Regions from separate parts of the Mus musculus genome. Here region 2 is linked to region 1. Evidence: chromatin loops called from intact Hi-C (ENCODE). Cell type or tissue: heart. All regions are shown on one strand. Each heading gives the region's core, and the rest is flanking DNA. Links, peaks and the distances in the headings are about the cores only. Region 1 has its middle 39 kb from the start of Cdkl5. Region 2 has its middle 33 kb from the start of Pdha1.

What was found. Hi-C counts contacts between places; a loop is a spot of excess contacts. Peaks named below come from ENCODE experiments on the same cell type or tissue, not always from the same donor. Only the 100,000 strongest peaks of a DNase experiment are listed, where the experiment ranks them.
Region 2: a loop joins it to region 1, with 5 times the contacts of the local background. A loop is called at or near these places in 14 of 42 quality-filtered maps.

The regions. Positions count from the first base shown.
Region 1 is chrX:161,028,290-161,038,924 of GRCm38, forward strand. No RefSeq gene overlaps it. Among named protein-coding and RNA genes, the nearest start is that of Cdkl5, 39 kb to the left of the region's middle. In heart, for the core only: CTCF peaks have their summits at 4,322 and 5,295 (motif pointing left); no DNase peak of the experiment used is centred there.
Region 2 is chrX:160,166,259-160,176,893 of GRCm38, forward strand. No RefSeq gene overlaps it. Among named protein-coding and RNA genes, the nearest start is that of Pdha1, 33 kb to the left of the region's middle. In heart, for the core only: a CTCF peak has its summit at 4,087 (motif pointing left); no DNase peak of the experiment used is centred there.

The DNA.
Region 1 (10,635 bases), core at 2,220-7,219:
GGGGGTTTTCAGAGAGGAAATGGGGGAAGGAGATAACACTTGAATTGTAAATAAAGAGATTATCTAATAAAAATTAAAAAAATAAAAAATGGCATTTAATTGCTTTCTGTGATGCTTTTATTTTCTTTCTCATAAAAATTTCTAACCAAAATTTGTCAGTTTTTATTATTTTAGTTAATTAGTGCGCACATGCGTGAGTGTGTGTGTGTGTGTGTGTGTGTGTGTGTTTTGTCCTGTTTTTAAACAAGGCCTCACTATGTAGTCCTGGATGATCTAGAACTCTTTATGCAGATCAGTCTGGCATCAGACTCACAGAAATCTACCTATCTCTCTGCCTACCAAGTGTTGGGATAAAAGGTATTTGAGACTATGCCCACCCTCCAAATTTCTAAGCCAAATTTAGTTAAATATTTCGTTTCTGTTAAAGTAGGAATTGGATCTAGGGCTGTCTGTCATTTTGGTGATATATACATACATATATGTGTGTATATATATATATACACACACACATCTATCTATATATCTATATATATCAATATATCTCACACCCTAAAGACTGTAACTTCCAGGCTCCTGTGACTTGTGGCATTCAGACCTGCTGTCATTGCGGGAAGACTTGCATGATTGCCCTGCTGACAGGACAGTAGCCAAAGTGACCAAATTTGAGTTTCACATAAACAGTAAATGATGTTTCAAGTATAAGTTTATTAGACACATTTATATTTAAATTTTCATTCAATGCTGATATGAAAGTCATGCCTCTAGCATGTCTTATCTTGGATGCTGTGATTTGGTTTATCTGTTGTTGTTGGGTTTTTTTTTTTGTTTTTGTTTTTTTGAGACAGGTTTTCATATAGCCTAGATTGGCTGTGAACTCATTGTTTGGTCAAAGCTGATTTTGAGCTCCCCATCTTCCTGCCTCTACTCTGGAGTGCTACTATGGTGAGGACACCATTCCTGGTTAGAATGTAAGTTTTACATGATAATTTGGTTTCATGCTAATGTATTTTTAAGACATGGTCTCTTTATATGGCCATGGCTAGCTTGACATTCACTACATAGCCCCCTGGCTGGCCTCAAACTTGTGTCAATACTTTTGCTTCTGCCTCTCAAGTTCTGGGTTTATAGTCATGTGCCACCATGCCCAGTTAGTTTTATGTTCTTTTCTTTTGTAATTTAATTTAAATTGATGTATATGGGTGATTGCCCTACATGTATGCTTGTGTACTACATATATGCCTGGTGCCCAGAAGAACGCATTTGATCCTCTTAAACTAGAGTTACAGATGGCTGTGAGCTACCATGTGGGTTCTGGGAATAAAACCTAGGTGTTCTAGAAGAGTCCAGTACTCTTGAATTCTGAATCATCTCTCCAGATCCTAGTTTCATTTTGTAAGATACTCCTCAATCTCGTTTTCAGCCATCAGTGACCTCTCTTGGGACAGTCAGTCAAGACCAAGGCTTGGCTGTGGGATGACAATGAAAAAACTGATTTTCTGAGACTCTAAGCAGCTATTCTAGAGGCATGTCTAGAGCAGCTTGAGGAATTTGTTCCAGTCTCAAACTCAGCATATCAGTGTTTCATCTTCAATTAATCCTAACTGTGGGAAATGCCTCTGAGCCTCTCAATGGAAAATTGCCTTTGAACCCAAGTGATTACCTGTCCAGAGCTCCCTCCTGGGATCCAGTACCTAGAGACTTTGCTTAAGATTGCATCCTAGGTTTATCCTCACCCCACATGGAGTATCATACTTGATCTCCTGGCAAGTTTTGCCTATTTGGGGACAGATTCTTGGCTGTCAGAGCATTCCAAAGCAAGGTTACAGATGATGTAAAATACAAGGGTACAGATGCCTGGAAAGGCACTAATGATGGTGAAATAGGTTGCTTTGGGGGAATCATTTTTGTTTTAAATAGGCGCTCAAAAGACCTTTCTGGCACTTAACAGAGGCAAATGCAACTTCCTCTCCTTCTGGAGAATTATTTGTTTTCTTCATTGATCCATGTTCCCAAGAGCTTATATCATTTTTCATCATCCAGGAGAATTCACTGGAGATGAGGATTTTTTAAAAAAGTCTAGATTGAGCTATTTCTCCAGCTTCTGCCAACACTGCCCAAACACAGCAAAACAGTGTTTAGTTGTTCCATAGTGCCATCTGCTGATAAAGCAGCAGGCATCTTCAAGTTTTTCAGTGTAGTTTACAAGGGTAATTGTTTCTTCCTTAAAGGGGAAAGAAACCATGTATTTCCTTGGTTAAGGTCAGATTTGTTTTGCATTTGTCTTACTTTGCTGATACAGAAGAATTCTGTTTTCATATAGCCACCAACCTTGCAAAAGGTATAAGACAAGCTGAGTGAGATTGCAAAGGCCTATAAATCCCAACACTGGGAAGGCAGAGTCAGAAGGATCAGGAGTTCAAGACCAGCCTAGGACAAACAAACAAACAAACAAACAAACGCAAAAACAGTCCCCACCAAAGAAAACCCAATGGAACTGGAGAGATAGCTCCACCATCAAGAGTGCTTGCTGGTCTTCCAGAGGATCTGAGTTTTATTCCTAGGACCCACATTGGATGGCCTACAACTGCTTATAACTCCAGTTCCATGGGATTTGATGCCTCCAAGGGTACCACACTCATGTGTTCTTTCTGTCTCTATCTCTCCTTTCCTCTCTCTCTCTTTCATATACACATACAAAATTAAAAAATTAAAATCTACATTTTTAGGCATGGGTGGCAGAAGGCCTGCATGGGCGAAGGAAGGCAGACCAGACCAACTTGGCTACCATCCCCTCCAAGATCCAGTGCTTTGAGTCTGCCTACCCCACATGTACTCCATCTCTCAGGTACTAGAGTATGTGTAGGAGCCAATCTTGTAGAACCAGGGGTAATTACTCAATAGGGCCTAGGCCCATTGGCTAGCCCCCAGGATGGAGATGCTGTGGCTGCAGCCCTTGCTGCTTGCCCCACTGGGAGGCAAAGAGCATGGGGCCGTGGTGCTACCTACAGGCTACAAATTACAAAGGTAGTAGAGCCCAGCAAGCCTTGGGGTGGCCGACATCAATTGGTAGCATCCTGGAGGTAGCATAGAGACTCCCCCAAGATGCCCTGCTTAGCCTCGGGATCACTCTGACTCTGGGTAACAAGAGGATATCTGAGATGAGTCACAGCAATGGTCCAGTATTTTATGGTATGTCAGAAGCCAAAGACCTTGAACCAGATCAATGACTCACAGCAATCAATGTTTGCATGTAAAGCTGTTTGGGTGAAAGGGTATACTGTGTGTCATACTGCAGTTTCCAATGACACTATGACAAGCAGGTATGAGATGGAGAGGTGGGAGAGATGGAGGAGCAGAGCAATATGCAGTAGAGAGAGGGAGGATTAAAGACTTAACAATGGTGGCAGGTGTTAGAGAAGGCTGTGGTGGACCAGGGAGCTTGTTGCTGAGTAGGGCAGTGTGTGTGTGTGTGTGTGTGTGTGTGTGTGTGTGTGTAGCAGCCTGAAGCTAGTGCAGACCCCTACACCTCAACATGCTGTTCAACTACATGATCTCCCTGACTTTGAGCAACAGCAGGATGTCCAAGATGAGGAACTGATCATTTTCTGGATTGGACTTCCTTGAAAGACCACCTCCAGAGGCCATGCTGGTATCCGTGGTCCATGCTATTGCCCCAGGCCAAGTTGAAACCTGAGGTTCATGTGGATACCAGTGGTCTGGACTACCAAAGGAGGCCAGGTTGATACCCATAGTCTACAGCAGGGGGCCAAGTTAGTGTCTATAGTTGTGATTTCTGCCTGAGGTCATGTTGAAGTCCTTGGTCCATCCTGCCCCTGAGGTGCTGGGGTCCATGGTTCTACTTCAAACAGGGATCTTGTTGATGTCCATGGCCTGTGCTGTGGGTGAGGGCTGTGTTGATGTCCAGAGTCTGTATTGCCACCAGAGACCATGCTGAGGTCTGTGGCACGTGCTGATCCCAGAGGCCATGTGAATGTCACAGTCCATGTTGTCACCAGAAATGATGTGGATGTCTATGACCTGGTGCTTCTGCTGCTTGTAAAGGGGAAGGAGGCTACTTTTGCAGTGGTATTGATGATGGCAGACTCACAGGTGAAAAATGGACATGAAAGGCTTCTGGGACAACCCCTTCCCCATCTCCTCCTCCTCCTCCTCCTCCTCCTCCTCCTCTTCCTCCAAAAATACCCCCAAAACAAAAAACAAAACAAAACAAAACAACAGCCTAGGCAGAAAGGGACTGAAAAGAACTCTTCAAATTGTGATAAGGATGCTAAAGTGTAGCTCTCAATAATTGATGGCTTCTGGTAGGGGGCAGCATTGTGCAAGTGGGGAAAGGCTCAGTTTTCTTTAAGGGGCTGGCGACTGAGATTTCGACCAATCTCCAGTGAGTATATGGGTAACACATATTGGGCTTGTGCTTTTTGTTTCAATTTTTCTTCCTTCCCTTTTTCTGGGGGGGGGGGAGTGGGGAGGTCACAAGGGTGGGAGGGTCTTGGAGGACTGGGAAGTGAATATTATTGGAGTAAGTTCTGTGAAATTCCCAAATAATCAACAAAAATATTATGTTGGAAATAAAACAGATTTCTGTGAGTTTGAGGTCATCCTGGCATACATAGTGAGTTCTAAGACAGCCTTTCTTTGAAAAAAATCATATTAAGGACAAAATGTAGTAACATAAAAATGTAACAAAGACTTTCAAATGTGCTTTATATAACAAAGTTCATATTTCTGGGAAGCCATATAATCTATCTATCTATCTATCTATCTATCTATCTATCTATCTATCTGTGTGTGTGTATACATATATTTTTTAAAAAATAAAGAAATAAAGGAAACAAACAGAAGTTTGACGACCCAAGTCCCATTTCTTGGACTCACAGGGTGGAAGGACAAAAACAAATTTCATAAATTGTTCTCTGACCTCTACACACATAATGTATCATGTATGTGCCCCTACACATGATGTGCAGGTATACACTAAAATAAATACATACATAAAGGAGTAATAATAAAAGCTTTAGATTACCTAAGATGGTATTGCCTATTGGGTCAACTCTGTCTCATGGGAGTTTAGGCCTGAGCTACCATATACCCAATAAGGCTTTATGTGATGTTGGTTTCCATGATACAAGGGCCACATTTAAATATTGACCAGAGGGAAAACTTACACACACTTGGGGCAGGGAACAGTTTGGGAGGGAAGAAAGGAAATCCTGTCTTCAACTTGTGCCAAAACACATTTCGCTCTGGTTGTCCTACAGTGCCATCTAGTGTCTAAAATAGGCAAATGTGCACATGCAAAAACTGGATTCAGTTTGTGGTACTCACTTGTAGTCTCCAACTCAGAGGGGTGGAGGTAGGATCAGAAGCTCAAGGTCATTCTTCAGTACATATCGAGCTGAGGTCAACCTGGTTTATATCAGGCCTTTTCTAAACAAACAAAGAAAGCCCAAGAACAGACTGAGTCCCTCCTGGCTCTGAGATGGTAGCGACACCAGGAACCCTAGGACTTTTTGGTAATCTGCTCTAGATGAATAAATAGTCTCCAAGTTCAGTGAGAGACCTTGTCTCAAAATACAAGATGGCAAGAGATTGATGGAGACATTGATGTGGTCCTCTTGTTTACACACATGAACACATGTGCACATGTACCAGCACATACCTCTACAGACATACAAGCATGTACACATACACACACAGGTGAGGGGATACATTTCTGGAGATCATGAATTTGGTGGCATATGCCTATAATCCCAGCCCTCAGGGATTCAGAGCCTAGATATTAAGTTCAAAGCTCAATGCCAGGGTGTCTGAAAAACAAACAAACAAACAAACAAACAAACTCCAAAAGAATAAAATTCTGCTTTAAAGTCATAGAATTTGTGATAACTAGTTACAGTTGTTTTTTTTTTAATGAATGTTATTATTATTTAGAAATCCTACCTACTGCTTCCCAGTCTGTGACACACAATACCAAAGATGTGGAGAGAAAAGTAATGGAGCAATCAGAGCTTTTCATTCCTCCTGACTTTTCTCAGCCCAAATATAGAAATCTTATACTGCATAACTGCAGGTACTTACTTTCTTCCTTGGCAAGCTAACAGGACAAGAGATCTTTCCAGGAAATTTGATGTAAAAGTTTTTCTAAAGTTATTAAATTATTAGGCGGCTGGAAAAATGTCTCAGTCAGTGATTGCCATGCAAGTGGGAGTTTGGATCTCCAGCTCCTAGGCAAATGCTGGACTGCCATTCAGATCCCCAAGGCAAGTGGACTAGATAGATGAGTTGAATTGGTGAGCTCTAGGTTTGAGAGAGACCCTATTTCAATAAAAATAAAAAAGGTAGAGACTGTTCAAGGAAAATGACTGATGTTAACCTCTGGTCTCTACATGCAGACTTACACAGAGGCACACATATCTGTGCATGCATACAGGCCCATACACATAAAAATATGTATCCAGGCATACACATAGTACACACTTAAACATACTATTATCATTATTGCGATTATTTCTTGAATTGCTTTTGAGCTAGGGTCTCACACATTAGCACAGACTGGCCTGAAGCTAATATGTGGATCAGACTAGCCTTCAACTTGTGCTGATCCTCTTGTCTCTGAAGACTGAGATTACAAGTCTGTCACTGTACATTGGGTTATTGTTGTTGTTGTTGTTATTGTTGTTATATCTGAAAAGTCTAATAGGGAAAAGCGTTTTTCTGAAGAAGGCAGCCCTGCTTCCTTCCTACCGATGAAGTGTTATTCCACGGTACCTATCCCCCCACCCCCGCCAAAGTAAAAACAATTTTCAACTACATTAGGACACTAATTTTGGGTCTCACATTCCTCTCAGAATGCTTCTTTGCCAACTTACTTTTTAATCACCTTCAATTTTGGGTAGATTGAGAACATTGCTAAGAAAATTGTCAATGGAATAAATACTCATCTAAAGTCATATATTTAAACCTCAGTTTCAAGATTCTATTTTGCACATGTAATTAAAGTGGATGATAGCCACTTGAATTCTCACTGGGTAGAGTCTCTACAGGCCTATTTCTTTTGTGGCTCCCATTTAAATTCTTCATTAATTACACATTCTATTTAATTATGACTCCTACTTCATGATTCTTCTCCTATTCTGTATTCCCGAATTTAAAATCAGACCCAGACAGTGATTTCTCTCTGTGTTCATACTACTTACATGTTCTGAGACTAGGACTCTAGACTACGCTGGATTGAAAAGCCTAGGTACACTTTGAATTTCTGATCCTCTTGTCTCTATAAATATGCAACATCATACCTGTGAGGTATCTAGTCTCTATGTTTTTCTTTGCTGTAGAAAATCGTGTTCGTATCTTGAAATTCATCTTGCCTGGAAAACATTTTTTAAAAACTGTATATTTTATAGTCTGTCTCTCTCTCCTCTCTCTCTCTCTCTCTCTCTCTGTGTGTGTGTGTGTGTGTGTGTGTGTGTGTGTGTGAGTGTGTTTGTGTGTTACATGTCATAGCACATTTGTGGAGGTCAGAGAACACCTCGGGAGAGTCAGTTCTTTCCTTCCACTGTGTGGATCTTGGAATACAACCCAGATCATCCGGCTTAGCAGCGTGCTTTTACTGCTGAGTCATTTTACTGGCCCTTGCCTGGGGGGACTCTTCCCTGCAAGTGTTCCCACCATTAATGGGGATCTGTAGCTCCTATGACTCCTCTCTCACCAGGCCATCCCATCTGAGTTTGAGGCACTCCTGTATGTTGTGCAGAGAACAGCCCAGATGATACAGCTATGAAGACCACACAACACTTAATTCTCACATGTTGATGCTGAAAATAGAAGTGGATTTTCCCTTTTCTGTCATGGCTTCCTGCTAACAACTTTATAGTGGAGTGAATGTGAAAATCTCTGGAGCTTAAAAACACTGATTTCACAGTAGTTGAACACCTCTGAAATTGTCAAGGCCATGTGATACGATGACACAGAAGGTGGTTACAAGAGGCATAAACCTAGCAGAAGCTAGAACAGACCAAAACAGAAAGGAACATGGCTCTATATCCAACATATATTCACCATATGAGATAGGTAAATAGGTGAGGGCCCTATATGTTTAAACAGACTGGGATGTAAGACTTTTTTAAAATATCAAATAATGTAACTTGATTTCCAATGTTTGGATTTACTTATTTGTTTATTTATTTATTTATTTATTTATTTCGTAGGGTCTCATGTATTTCAGGCTGGCCTTGAACTTATAAGCTGAGGTTAGTCTTGATCCTCTTCTCTTTACCTTCCCAGTGCTAGGGTTAAAGGTGCCATCACACTCAGCTTGTGCAATGCTAGGAATCAAATCTAGAGCTTTGGGAATGCTAGACATGCACTGAGCTAAAAGCCCGGCACAAGTTCGTGAATCTTTTCCTGTGAGGAGCGGGTATGGCGGCAGTCCCAAGAAGGTGCCAGGGACTGCAGCTAAGTCTTATGACTTGCACCTGACTTCCTCACCTGAGTATAAGCCACAACCATCGTGAAAGCTGCACAGGGGTACCAGGATACTGGCGAATCCATTTTGGTGGAGATATGCCCCTGCTGCCCTGATTAGCTGAAGCTGTGTGCCTGGTGAGGTGGCGTGGCCTGCTGTGCGTGGATGGGAACTGAGAGTATATAAGAGTGAGAGGCCCCGGTTAGAGGGAGGATTATTATTCAAGAGAGGATTATTATTATTGGGAGATATAGATGAAGAGAAAGAAGAGAGACGAAGACTGAACTTTGCTGAATAAACTGCTCTTAGAAGGACTGGTGGTCGTGTCGTTCTTGCTGGTCAAGAGCGGACGCGACATTTTCCAATTGTAAAAAGGATTATTTTTTATTTGTCTGTCTGAGTGGGTCTATACCGTATATGTGTGGCCAAAGAGGCCAAAAGGGGGCTTCAGAATCCCTGCAGCTGCAGTTACAAGCAGTTGAGAGCCAAGCATAGGGGGTGTTGGAAGCTGAACTTGGGTCTTTAGGAAAAGCAGAAAATATTCTTAACCCCCGACCGAGCCATTTCTCCTGCCCCAGTTTCTGAATCTTGATGCCCTTAATTTCCTGGATGTTGAAGCTCTAGCATGACTTTTTAAAGTTTGCAGCCAGATAAACATCAGGCCAAATGTCATTTTTATTCTGTGGCTGATTCTGATTTCTTTGTTGGTGTCTAATTTGCTCTAAACTGAAAATAAAATTAACTTTTTAAAAAATTAGTCACTGCCCTGAGATTATTTTATTTTATTTTATTTTATTCTGGTATTTCTTTTTTGTTGTTGTTGTTATTCTTTCTTTCTTTCTTTCTTTCTTTCTTTCTTTCTTTCTTTCTTTGGTATTTTCTTCATTTACATTTCCAATGCTATCCCAAAAGTCCCCCATACCCTCCCCCCCCAACTCCCCTCCCTCCCACTCCCACTTCTTGGCCCTGGCGTTCCCCTGTACTGAGGCATATAAGAACCCAGATACCCCTCAACAGAGGAATGGATACAGAAAATGTGGTACATTTACACAATGGAGTACTACTCAGCTATTAAAAAGAATGAATTTATGAAATTCCTAGGTAAATGGATGGACCTGGAGGGCATCGTCCTGAGTGAGGTAACCCAATCACAAAAGAACTCACGAGATATGTACTTACTGATAAGTGGATATTAGCCCAGAAACTTAGAATACCCAAGATACAAGATACAATTTGCAAAACACATAAAATTAACTTTTAAAGCAGCACTTGTCAGAGTTCTTAGAGTTGGAGTTACAGGTGGTTGTGAGTCACCTAATGTTGGTTCTGAGAACTGAACTTGGGTCCTCTGGAGGAGCAACAAGTGCTCTTAACTGCTAAACCATATGTCTAATCCAATGGTTCTCAACCCTTTGGGGGTCAAAAGACCCTTTCACAGGGGTCGCCTACGACCATTGGAAAACAATATTTACATTATGATTCATAACATTGGCTATATTACAGTCACAAAATAGCAACAAAAATAATTTTATGGTTGTGGCTCACCACAACATGAGGAACTGTATTAAAGGGTTGCAGCATTAGGAAGGTTGAGAATCATTATTCAGAGACTTGATGTGTAGTAACAGTGGTGGAGGTCTTTGAAGTTCACTAAACCCTTCCATGTTACTAGGGTTGCTTTAGAGATGAGACACAGGCTTATTATATAACTCATTATGCACTGGAAAATTCAAGGCAAAAAAAGGAGGCAGGTTGTGAGATGCAGTGGAAAAATATTTTGCTCGAATGATTACTGTAGGCCACACCTAGTAATTACAATTAAACTTCAATAATGACTACATGAATAACACTGAGTTTGTTATTGAGATGAAGTGTACCTTTGCATTCTGTATCTAATAAGGTTTGTTTCACAAATTACTACTGCAGACAAGATTTTTGAGTGGAGAAGTTGTTTCCAATACTTTCAGAGGTAACCATTTGCATATCACATGGAAACACTTGAGAAGATAAATATAAGCACACAGTATACTAGTAGAATCTTATCTGTTTGCTAAAATTGGTTCCACAGACTGTATTTTCAGCTCAGTTCCAGATGCTATGTATTCTTAAAAGCTTGAACATTGGCATTAAATAAAACTATTCTGGAGCTG
Region 2 (10,635 bases), core at 1,966-6,965, 860 kb before region 1:
TATGTGTCCTTAAAGATTTTATTTTTATTATTATTTTAAATTGTGTGCCTCTCTCTCTCTCTCTCTCTCTCTCTCTCTCTCTCTCTCTCTCTCTCTCTGTGTGTGTGTGTGTGTGTGTCTGTGTCTGTGCATGAGTAATTGCACACGTACTTGGTGTCTGGAGAACATGAAGAGCACGTCAGAGCCCCTAGGCTGGAGCTGCAGACAATTGTGACACAGACACTGGGAACTAAATTCCATTCCTTGACAAGAGTAGTGTGCACTTTAAACTACTGAATTGTCTCTCCAGCCCTGGGTTATATGCTCCTAATCTGATTGTGGTTCAAGAAATTATTCTATTTATCCAACAGCACTTACTGATCATTTATAATAAGTTGGACCCTGGCGAGAGGATAGTGAACGTGCTTATAGGCACAGTCTGACAGCTCTGAGCACACAGGCTGTGAGGGTTGCTCTCAGTTCAGAAGAGAGACAGCATCAATAAGTAATTACCCAAAGGTATGAGGACCCAGCAGGGGCAGCCTGTTCTGCCTGAGGAGTTTAGAGAACGAACACTCACTGAGAAAATGGTAATTATGCTAGGGATTAAGGAACCATAGACATTCAGTGGAAAGGGGGAGGGGAAAGATCACCCCTGGAAAGATGCTGCGCTGTGCAAAGGCTCACTGAAAGCTGACCAAGTGTGGAGGATTCAAAGAATAGCAGCTCTCAGTAGCTGCAGATTAGGGGATTTGAGAAGGAGCTGGGTGGAGTAGGATCACAGAAGAGAAGGGCCTGGGAAAGCAAGCTGAGGTCACATCCTGAGACCTTTTCCTGCCATGCTATTGGGAACAAGTTCCTGAAGAGAAGCTGCTCTCCGGTGTGAACAAGACACTCCTGGAGGGAGTTTGTCTGCGGGGGGCCTGAGGGACCCATAGGAATTTTAGTCCTGCGGAGAGACTGGGATTTTGTAGATGCAGACATTAATTACTAATCTTGGGCTAGTTTTGACCTTCTGGAACAGTCATTCCTTGCTCCACTCTATCTGAACTAGCACCGTATGATAATAAATAAAAATCATTTTAGTAAGCCATTAACTTGGAGCACAAACTCTTACCAAGAGCTAAGAAGGGCATCAGGTAAGATTTTAGGCCCTATAAAGGAAGCTTCCCCCATCTCCATGTGCCTGCCTCTCTGATATACCCACCGATATATTTTAAACTTACCTCGATTTATGACTTTCTTTGTTCTGTAAAACTATGAAAACTTCATGAAACTGATTCCATGTTGGAACATGGAATTTAAGTAACCTAAATCTATATTTTCAGTCATTCAAAATGGCTCCAGAATAAATTATCTCTTATTCCCTTTAAAATGAGAGCTATGGTTTTTATGTCACTATGGAATTTGGGTTTTAGCACTGCAGAACCAGTTGTTGTTGGTTTCTTTTCTTTTTTTTTTTTTTTTAAGCTAGAGATAACATTGTTGGACTTCCGTCTTAGCAAGGCCATTTTGGTGACGTCATGGAGGGATGGCGTGTTGGAAGAGAATGTGGCTTGGAGGCAGTTCATGTGTGATACTGGACTGAGGTCACTGGGTGGAAGGAGACTGGCTAATTAAAGTAGAGGGAGGAGTCTCTGGGAAGCAGAGGTTGTGGGGAAAGGAGAGCTAGGAGATTGTCGCTTAAAATAAATTGTAGTTTAAGTTTCTGTGGGATAGCCTTCTCACCAAAACAGACCCAGATGATGATGATGACAACGACGATGAGGAAGACTCTCTCTCTCTCTCTCTCTCTCTCTCTCTCTCTCTCTCTCTCTCTCTCTCTCTGTGTGTGTGTGTGTGTGTGTGTGTGTGTGTGTGTGTGTACTCAGATCTGACACTGTTAAGGTAGCTAAGAACTCAAGATTAGATAGGCCATGGTCCTAGGAGAAAAGCAAATACTATTGTTCTGCTGAAGGTGTATCGGTTCATGATTCACCAAAGAATGATACCCTGGACTCAAATAGTATGTAAATGGAAAGAGTGCTTTATTCTTTATGCTGGGGCCTCTTCCATGACCAAGATAGAGAGACAACCAAGTACCCAAGATACAATTCACAGACCACATGAAACTCAAGAAGAAGGAAGACCAGGGGGCTGGAGAGATGGCTAAGAGGTTAAGAATACTGACTGTTCTTCCAGAGGTCCTGAGTTCAATTCCCAGCAACCACATGGTGGCTCACAACCATCTGTAATGGAATCTGATGCACTCTTCTGGTGTGTGTCTGAAGACAACTACAGTGTACTCATATAAATAAAAATAAATAAATCTAAAAAAAAAAAAAAAGATGAAGGAAGACCAAAGTGTGGATACATCGATCCTTCTTAGAAGGGGGAACAAAATACCCATGGAAGGAGTTACAGAGACAAAGTCTGGAGCAGAGACTGAAGGAATGACCATCCAGAGACTGCCCCACCTGGGGATCCATCCCATATACAACCACCAAACCCAGACACTATTGCGGATGCCAACAGGAGCTTGCTGACAGGAGCCTGAGATAGCTGTTTCCTGAGAGGCTCTGCAGTGCCTGACAAATACAGAAGTGGAGGCTCACAGCCATCCATTGGACAGAGTTTAGGGTCCCCAATGAAGGAGCTAGAGAAAGGACCCAAGGAGCTGAAGGGGTTTACAGCCCCATAGGAGGAACAACAATATGAACTAACCAGTACCCCCAGAGCTCCTGGTGACTAAATCACCAATCAAGGAAAACACATGGTGGGACTCATGGTCTAGCTGCATATGTAGCAGAAGATGGCCTTGTCAGTCATCAGTGGGAGGAGAGGCCCTTGGTCCTGTGGCGGTTCTATGCCCCAGTATAGGGGAATGCCAGGACCAGGAAGCGGGAGTGGGTGGGTTGGTGAGAAGGAAGAGGGGAAAGAGGATAAGGGGGTTTTCAGAGGGGAAACCAGGAAAGAGGATAACATTTGAAATGTAAATAAAAAATATCTAATTAGAGAGAGAGAGAGAGAGAGAGAAAGAAAGAGAGAGAGGATCTGGGAGGAATTGGAAGATGAGAAACTATGATCTAAATATATTGCATGAAAAAATTCTTCATTAAAAATGTGTGTGTATTATAGTGATATAAAAATGCATAAAATGACAAAACTATTGTATAAACATAAGCTTTGCTCATTTATACAGTATATATTTTTATACCTTTCTCTTCTCCTTTCCTTATTTTAAATATCTATGTTTTTGCTATATGTAAGTATTTAAAGCTTATGCAAGTATGAGGGCCAGTTTGATGGAAGGGCACTTGCTGTTAGCATTCTGTATAAACTCCACCCCACAGTTACCTGGCAACAGCCAGGTAGGCTTGACCCACTATAAAAGGGGCTGCTTGCCCCCTCCTCCCTCTCTTGTTCTCTTGTTTCTCTCTTGCTCTCTTGGGCTCTTCCCTTCCCCCCTCCCTTCACCCTCCCTCCATGTGGTCATGGTATGCTTGGCTTCTACTTCTTTACTCTCTCCTTCTCTCTGCCTTTCTCTGCCTCTCTACCCTCTTAATTCCCCTCCCCATGACCTGAATAAACTCTATTCTATACTATACCGTCTTGTGGCCGGTCCATCAGGGGGAACGGATGCCTTGGCATGGGCCAGCTGAGACATCCCCTTCCCCTATACCTCACTACACCCCCATAGAACATAACCCCTACCTCTTTATCTTTTCATAAACACATCACTTGCTACCAAAAATAGGGCCCTGAGTTTGGTCTCTGGGACCTGCATAGAGTGAGGAGAGAACTGACTCTTACAAGTTGTTCTCTGACCTCTACATGCTTGCCATTGGCACACATGCTCTCCATGAATAAATGAATATAAAATATATAAACTATACAAATGTGCCAGACTTAGGAGGTAGAGGCAGCAGGAACTGCCTGTTAACGGCCTTTTTGTCTCCATAGGGAGTTTTGAAGCCAGTTGGGCTAGAGATTCTGCTTCAAAACAAGCAAACAGGCTGGAGAGGTTAAGGACAATTGCTGCTCTTCTAAAAGACACGAGTTGAACTCCCATCATCTGCATGACAGCTTTCAAACAGCTAAAACTCCAGTTCCAGAGGATCTCATGACCTCTTCTGGCCTTGGTTGGTACTGCAGGCAAATAGTACAAAGGCTGGCAGGCAAAACACCCAAACACAAACTGAAAATAAAGTGGATCACAGGGCTCCCAATGGAGGAGCTAGAGAAAGTACCCAAGGAGCTAAAGGGATCTGCAACCCTATAGGTGGAACAACATTATGAACTAACCAGTACCCCGGAGCTCTTGACTCTAGCTGCATATGTATCAAAAGATAGCCTAGTCGGCCATCACTGGAAAGAGAGGCCCATTGAACATGCAAACTGTATATGCCCCAGTACAGGGGAACGCCAGGGCCAAAAAAAAAAAAAATGGGAATGTGTGGGTAGGGAAGTGGGGGGGAGGGTATGGGGGACTTTTGGGATAGCATTGGAAATGTAATTGAGGAAAATATGTAATAAAAAAAAGAAAACATCAATACCCCAAGCAAACAAATAAACCACACAATGTGAAATGAATTTTCTACCCAAAATTGTAGATTAAAATTCTTTTATAGTAGTGGTCAGGAAGTTTTCTTCTAATGTTTAGTATAGTCCGTGTCATGGGTGTTGGGCACATATGGCCTCTTTGTCACAGCTATTCATCACTATCACTGTAGAGCCCAAGCAGACATACATCATATGTCAATAGTTCCCTTGAGTGTTCACACCGCAGTAGTCATGGAAACTTCACTCCCAATTTGACTACTGCTGTGGGGCCACCCTGAAGGGACCCATGTAGGTGGATTCTTGATGGTGCTCTTGGTGTGAGACAGTAGCTACCATGTAAGTACAGAAGGGATAAAAGTCCAGAAGAGTTTTATTCAAAACAGTGTGTGCATACATTATCTTGATTTGACTCCTCTCCTCAGGTAACATAAGATATCTTGAATTTGTATCATAATGAAGAAGCACAACTAAGTGGACATCATAGAATGTATAGTGCAGGATAGAATAAATGTCAAATAGTTCTTCTGGGCAAAGGAATGGCGAGGGAGGTTTCAACTGTACAGAGGGTGGCTGCCAGCAAATCTTCAAGTAAACTCTCTTTACAACAATCTTGTCGATTGCAGTTCTCTGAAGCGCACTAATTCAGGGTTAGGTGTATACTTCAGTGGTAGAGTGCTCTCCTAGTTTGCATGATACCCTAGCTTTCATTCTCAGCAACACACACACACACACACACACACACACACACACAGAGAGAGAGAGAGAGAGAGAGACAGAGAGAGACAGAGAGAGAGACAGAGAGAGAGACAGAGAGAGAGACACACAGAGAGATTTAATTAATAAAGCAATAATATGTTCCTATATGTTTGTATCTTGCAAGGAACACCGGGGGGGGGGGGGTTCATGAATGTCAGGCAAGTACTCCACCTGTTAGCCACATCTCCAGCCCCTACTTTTTATATTAAAAAACAAACAGGCAGATGGATTTTCCTATTTGCAATCAATAGCATGTTAGCCTTGAACACTGGGATGCTTGTGATGCTTCACCAGTGCAGAGTGAGGCTGCATGTGGGTTTAGGACATGTTTGTCAGATATGTATCTGGATTTCTAAGGACCCTGTGTTTGCTGTTTCTGACTTCAGTTTATTTCCCTTTTAAAATTATAGCCAACACACCATTTTTCTTTTTTCTAATCCTGATTGTTCATTTCCTTGCTCCAGGAGTCAAAATGTAATATACATATCAAATATATTTATATTTGATTCTGGGGATAGAATCCAGGACCTCATACATTCCAAACAAGGCCTCCTGCTGCTCTGTTGAATGGCTCTGTATATATCAGTTATAATGTACTATGGTTTAGTGATTCAGCCATATTCTGCAGGTTTTTCTCTATAGCATTGCTGACCACATACTTAGAAATAAGTCAAGAATTTTTTTTTTAAATTAAATTAATTTTATTTATGTGTATGGGTGTTTTGCCTGCGTATATGTTTATCTGTGCATTGCATGCATGCTTGAAGCCAGAACAGAGTGTTAAATCTCCTGGGACTGGAGACAGACAGTTGTGAGCCATTATGTGGGATTCAAACCTGAGTCTTCCAGGAGAGTAGCCAGTGATCTTAATCTCTGAGCCCTTTTTCCAGCTCTGCTCGTTTCTTTTTTTTTCCTTTCTTTCCTTCCCCTTTCTTTTCCTCCCCTTCCTTCCTTCCTTCCTTCCTTCCTTCCTTCCTTCCTTCCTTCCTTCCTTCCTTCCTTCCTCCCTCCCTTCCTTCTTCTTCTCTCTCTCTCTTCCTTCCTTTCTTTCTTTCTTTCTTTCTTTCTTTCTTTCTTTCTTTCTTTCTCTTTCTTTATCACCATGGAGACCCACTTGACCTCAAACTTACAGAGATCCACTTGCCTCTGCCACTTGAATGCTGGGAGAAAAGCATGTGCCACCATGCTCGTTCAGAAATAAGCTTCCAGGCAAGAAGTAGGGCTCTCTTTTTCTTTTTCACATTTAACTTTATTACCAAGAAGCACAGATATTTATATTTAATAGATCCATTTTATTTATTTTTATTTTTTAATTTTTTTCCTGGCCCGCTCTGACCACACTTGCTCTGGTCACTCTTGCTCCAGCCATGCCCGCTCCAGCCTATTTATTTATTATATCTCAGTACACTGTAGCTATCTTCAGACATCCCAGAAGAGGGCATCATATCTCATTACAGATGACTGTGAGCCACCATGTGGTTGCTGGGAATTGAACTCAGGACCTCTGGAAGAACAGCCTGTGCTCTTAACTGCTGAGCCATCTCTCCAGCCCTACCTAATAGATCCATTTTAAATACAAAGTGGGATTTGGAAAAATCAGAAAAGACACAAAATTTGCTCACATATAGTTAAGTAAAAGATGATTTATGGCTTTGTATATTAAAACAAAATCTTCTGAAGTAAGGTGGTGATGGTGCACGCCTTTAATCCCAGCACTCAGGAGGCAGAAGCATGTAGATCTCTTTGAGTTCAAGGTCAGCCTTATCTACAAAGTGAGTTCAAGACTAAAAGAATATGTTTTTGAGGCCAGCTTGGTCTACATATTAAGTTCCAGGCCAGTCTGGAGTACATAACAGGACCTAGTCTCAAGAAAGAGCAGGAGGAGGAGGAGGAGGAGGAGGAGGAGGAGGAGGAGGAGGAGGAGGAGGAGGAGGAGGAAGAGAGGAAGACACCTGGATTGGATCTCTGACCTTAGCATACACATATGAGTGTGCATAAACTTGAACACATATAACGTGTATATACACACACATGCACACACACATATACATGCACATACACACATAACATGTACACACACATATACATGCACACACACATGCACACACGTAACATGTATATACACACATAACATGTACACACATAACATGCACATACACACATGCACATGTACACATGCAGGGAGTGTAGTTTAAGATTCTATCTCATGCTTGTCAGAATGTATATCATCAAGAAAACAGAAAACAAGAATAAATGCTGGCAAAGATGTAGGGAAAGGTGGAAATATTTATACACTGTTGGTTTATATACATATAAATTGGTCCAGCCATTATGAGTTTTCCTTATAAAACAAAAAATAGATCTATCATATAATCTAGTGATACCACTTCTGGGTATATACTCAAATTACTTAAAGGAACTGCACATTTGTATTGATTGCACCCTTCACAATAGGCAAGTTTTAGCATTAGTTGAGGGGTCTATGAACAGATAAATTTACAACAAAAACATGGTATTTCTATACAATGACATTTTAATCAGCTGTAAAAAAAAATATGTGCTTTTTGGGAAACAGATAAAACTGAAGATTATCATGTTAAATGAAATCAGTCCAATGGAGAAAGACAAATACTGCATGTTTTCTCTCATTTGAAGATCTGAGAATTCTTTGTTGATACACTAAACCATGTATGTATGTATGTATATGTATATATGTATGTATGTATGTAATTGTATGTATGTATGCATGTATATCATAGTCAAGATTTCAAAAATATAAAGCAAAGAAGCAATACTAAAAACGTTAAAAAGAAAGATGTCAAATTACATGCAGAGGTAGAAATATGAGAATAATAGCAGATCAGCAACCCTAAAAGCTAGGAGAGCATGGAATGATACACTCCAACCTTGAAAGCATATAACTGTCAACCAAAATTGTTATACACAGCAAATTATCTATTAAAATAAGTGGGAAATAAGAATTTTTTAAGACAAAAAAAGCTAAGGTAATCTCCTTAAAAAAAAAAAAGCTAAGGTAATTCATGATAACTAAGCCAGTACTGCAGAAAAAATTTAAAGCATTCTCTACATGGAGGAATAAGAAAGACAGTTTCACAGATAGCAATATGAAGGGCAGAATACAGTCCATGAAGGAAACAGACGAACAGTGCAGAAGGGGAAAGAATCAATCATGTCCAACACAGCAAACATCAAGCCCTAGCACAGCGAGGAAGAAAAGAAATGACAAGTATCCAATCAAAACAACAAAATAGTGAACAATAGCAAACACAACTCAACATTTAGTTGCAGCTGGCTTACAGTTTCAGAGGTTCAGTCCATTATCATCATGGTGGGAAGCCTGGCAGCGTCCAGGCAGACATAGTCCTGGAGAAGGAGTTGAGAGTTCTGCATCTTGATGGAGGGCTGCCAGAAGAAGACTTGCTTCCTAGGGCAGCCAGGAGGAGGCCCTTTGGCCCTCTCTCCTGCATTGGGTGGAGCTTGAGTTCTAAGAGCCTCCCAAACCTGTCTACACAGTGACACACCTCCTCTAACAAGGCCACACCTATTCCAACAAGGCAACACCTCTTAATAGTGCCACTTCCCATGGCCAAACATTCAAACCACCCCAGTTCTCCTCTTCCCCATTTGTTTGGGTTCTGGGGATTAAACTCAGGACATCAGGTTCACATGGAAAGTGCATCCACTTGTTGATCTGAGTCATTTTGTAATTGAGGAAAGGCAATCAGCCCTGATTGGCTACAATGGACAAATGAATAGTGAAGATATGATTTAGCCACAAAGAAAGTGAAATTATAAAAATTTCAGGAAAAGCAATGGAACTGTAAAACATCATATTAAGAGAGGAAACCCAGGCTCAGGAAAACAAATACTGTCTATTTTCTCTCATCTATAGATCTTACTCTCTGTCAAATATGCAAGTTTAGGTAAGAGTAAGTGTGGGTACAAAGACCAGGAAACTAGGAAGGAGGACATGTGATTGGACAAAAGAGGCTTTAAGGATGGGGAGCAGGGAAGACAATAGAAGAAAGTGGAAGGATACAGTGGGCAAATAGGAGCAGGGAGATGAGGGGAGTGTGGGGAGGGAGAATCTCCTATAAAACTGAGTATGGAGAGCTAGACAATAGTGACACATGCCTTTGGTCCCAGCACTTGGGAGGCAGTGACAGGTGGATCTCAAGACCAGCCTGGTCTACCGACTGAGTTCCAGGACAACCAGGACTACACAGAGAAACTGTCTCAAAAAACAAAAAACAAAAACAAGAGCAAAACAAATCCTGCATATGGAAACCTATTACTTGGTAAGCTATTTTGGAAAGAAATCCATGAAACGCAGTAAAATAGAACAGTCGTACGACTACACTGCACCAGCAGCTCTGTGAATGTGGTCTCATATCTTCCTGTACTTTCTCGCTCGAAGAAGCACTTTGCAACTTGTTTGCCTATATGAATTGCCAGCATCGCTATGAGTCTGTGATGTTAGAAGAGTTTACTAAAACACCAGCACAGAGATGCTGACTAGAAGGTTGGTCTGACAACAAAGATGGTACCAAGTAACTAATGGTTGGGTAATATATCCTGTGTGGACACATTGCACCAAGGGATGGTTCACAATTTGGGCAGGATGGAGCAAAACAAGGAGAAATTTCACTATGGTACTTGGAATGGTATGTAATTTAAATTGTATAAATTGTTTTTTAAAAAGATGATGATTGGGCTATATTGACTTATTTATTTGAAAAAGGAATAAAAAAAGATTTATTTATCTATTGTATATAAGTGCACTGTAGCTTTTTTTAGACACAAGAGAAGAGGGCATCAGATCTCATTATAGATGGCTGTAAGTCACCATGTGGTTGCTGGGATTTGAACTCAGTGCCTCTGGAAGAGCAGTCAGTGCTCTTAACCGCTGAGCCATCTCTCCAGCCCTGATAGTTCCTTCTTAAAGCCAGAGGAAAACTCTACATTATAGGTGTTAATTTTGTGATTCAATTTATATTAATTTTGTGATTTGCTAATAATACTAAATATAACTGGAAACAGTACGGTATCAGAACCAAAGTTTATGATATCTGTCTGGACACAAATGAAATATCTATATTAGTTACTTATTGCTGTGACCAAATATTTGACAAGAGCCAACTTAAGAGGGAAGGACTTTTGGCTTACAGATGAAGGAACTATGATCCATCATGGTAGGAAGTCATGGTAGCAAGAGCATAAAGCAGCTGCTCATATCAAGTCCACAGTGAGGAAGCAGAGGGAGAGGAACACTAAGGATCAGCCTGCATTCTCCTTATTTAGTGCAAGGAGAATTTATTTAGTCCATCATTTCCCTCC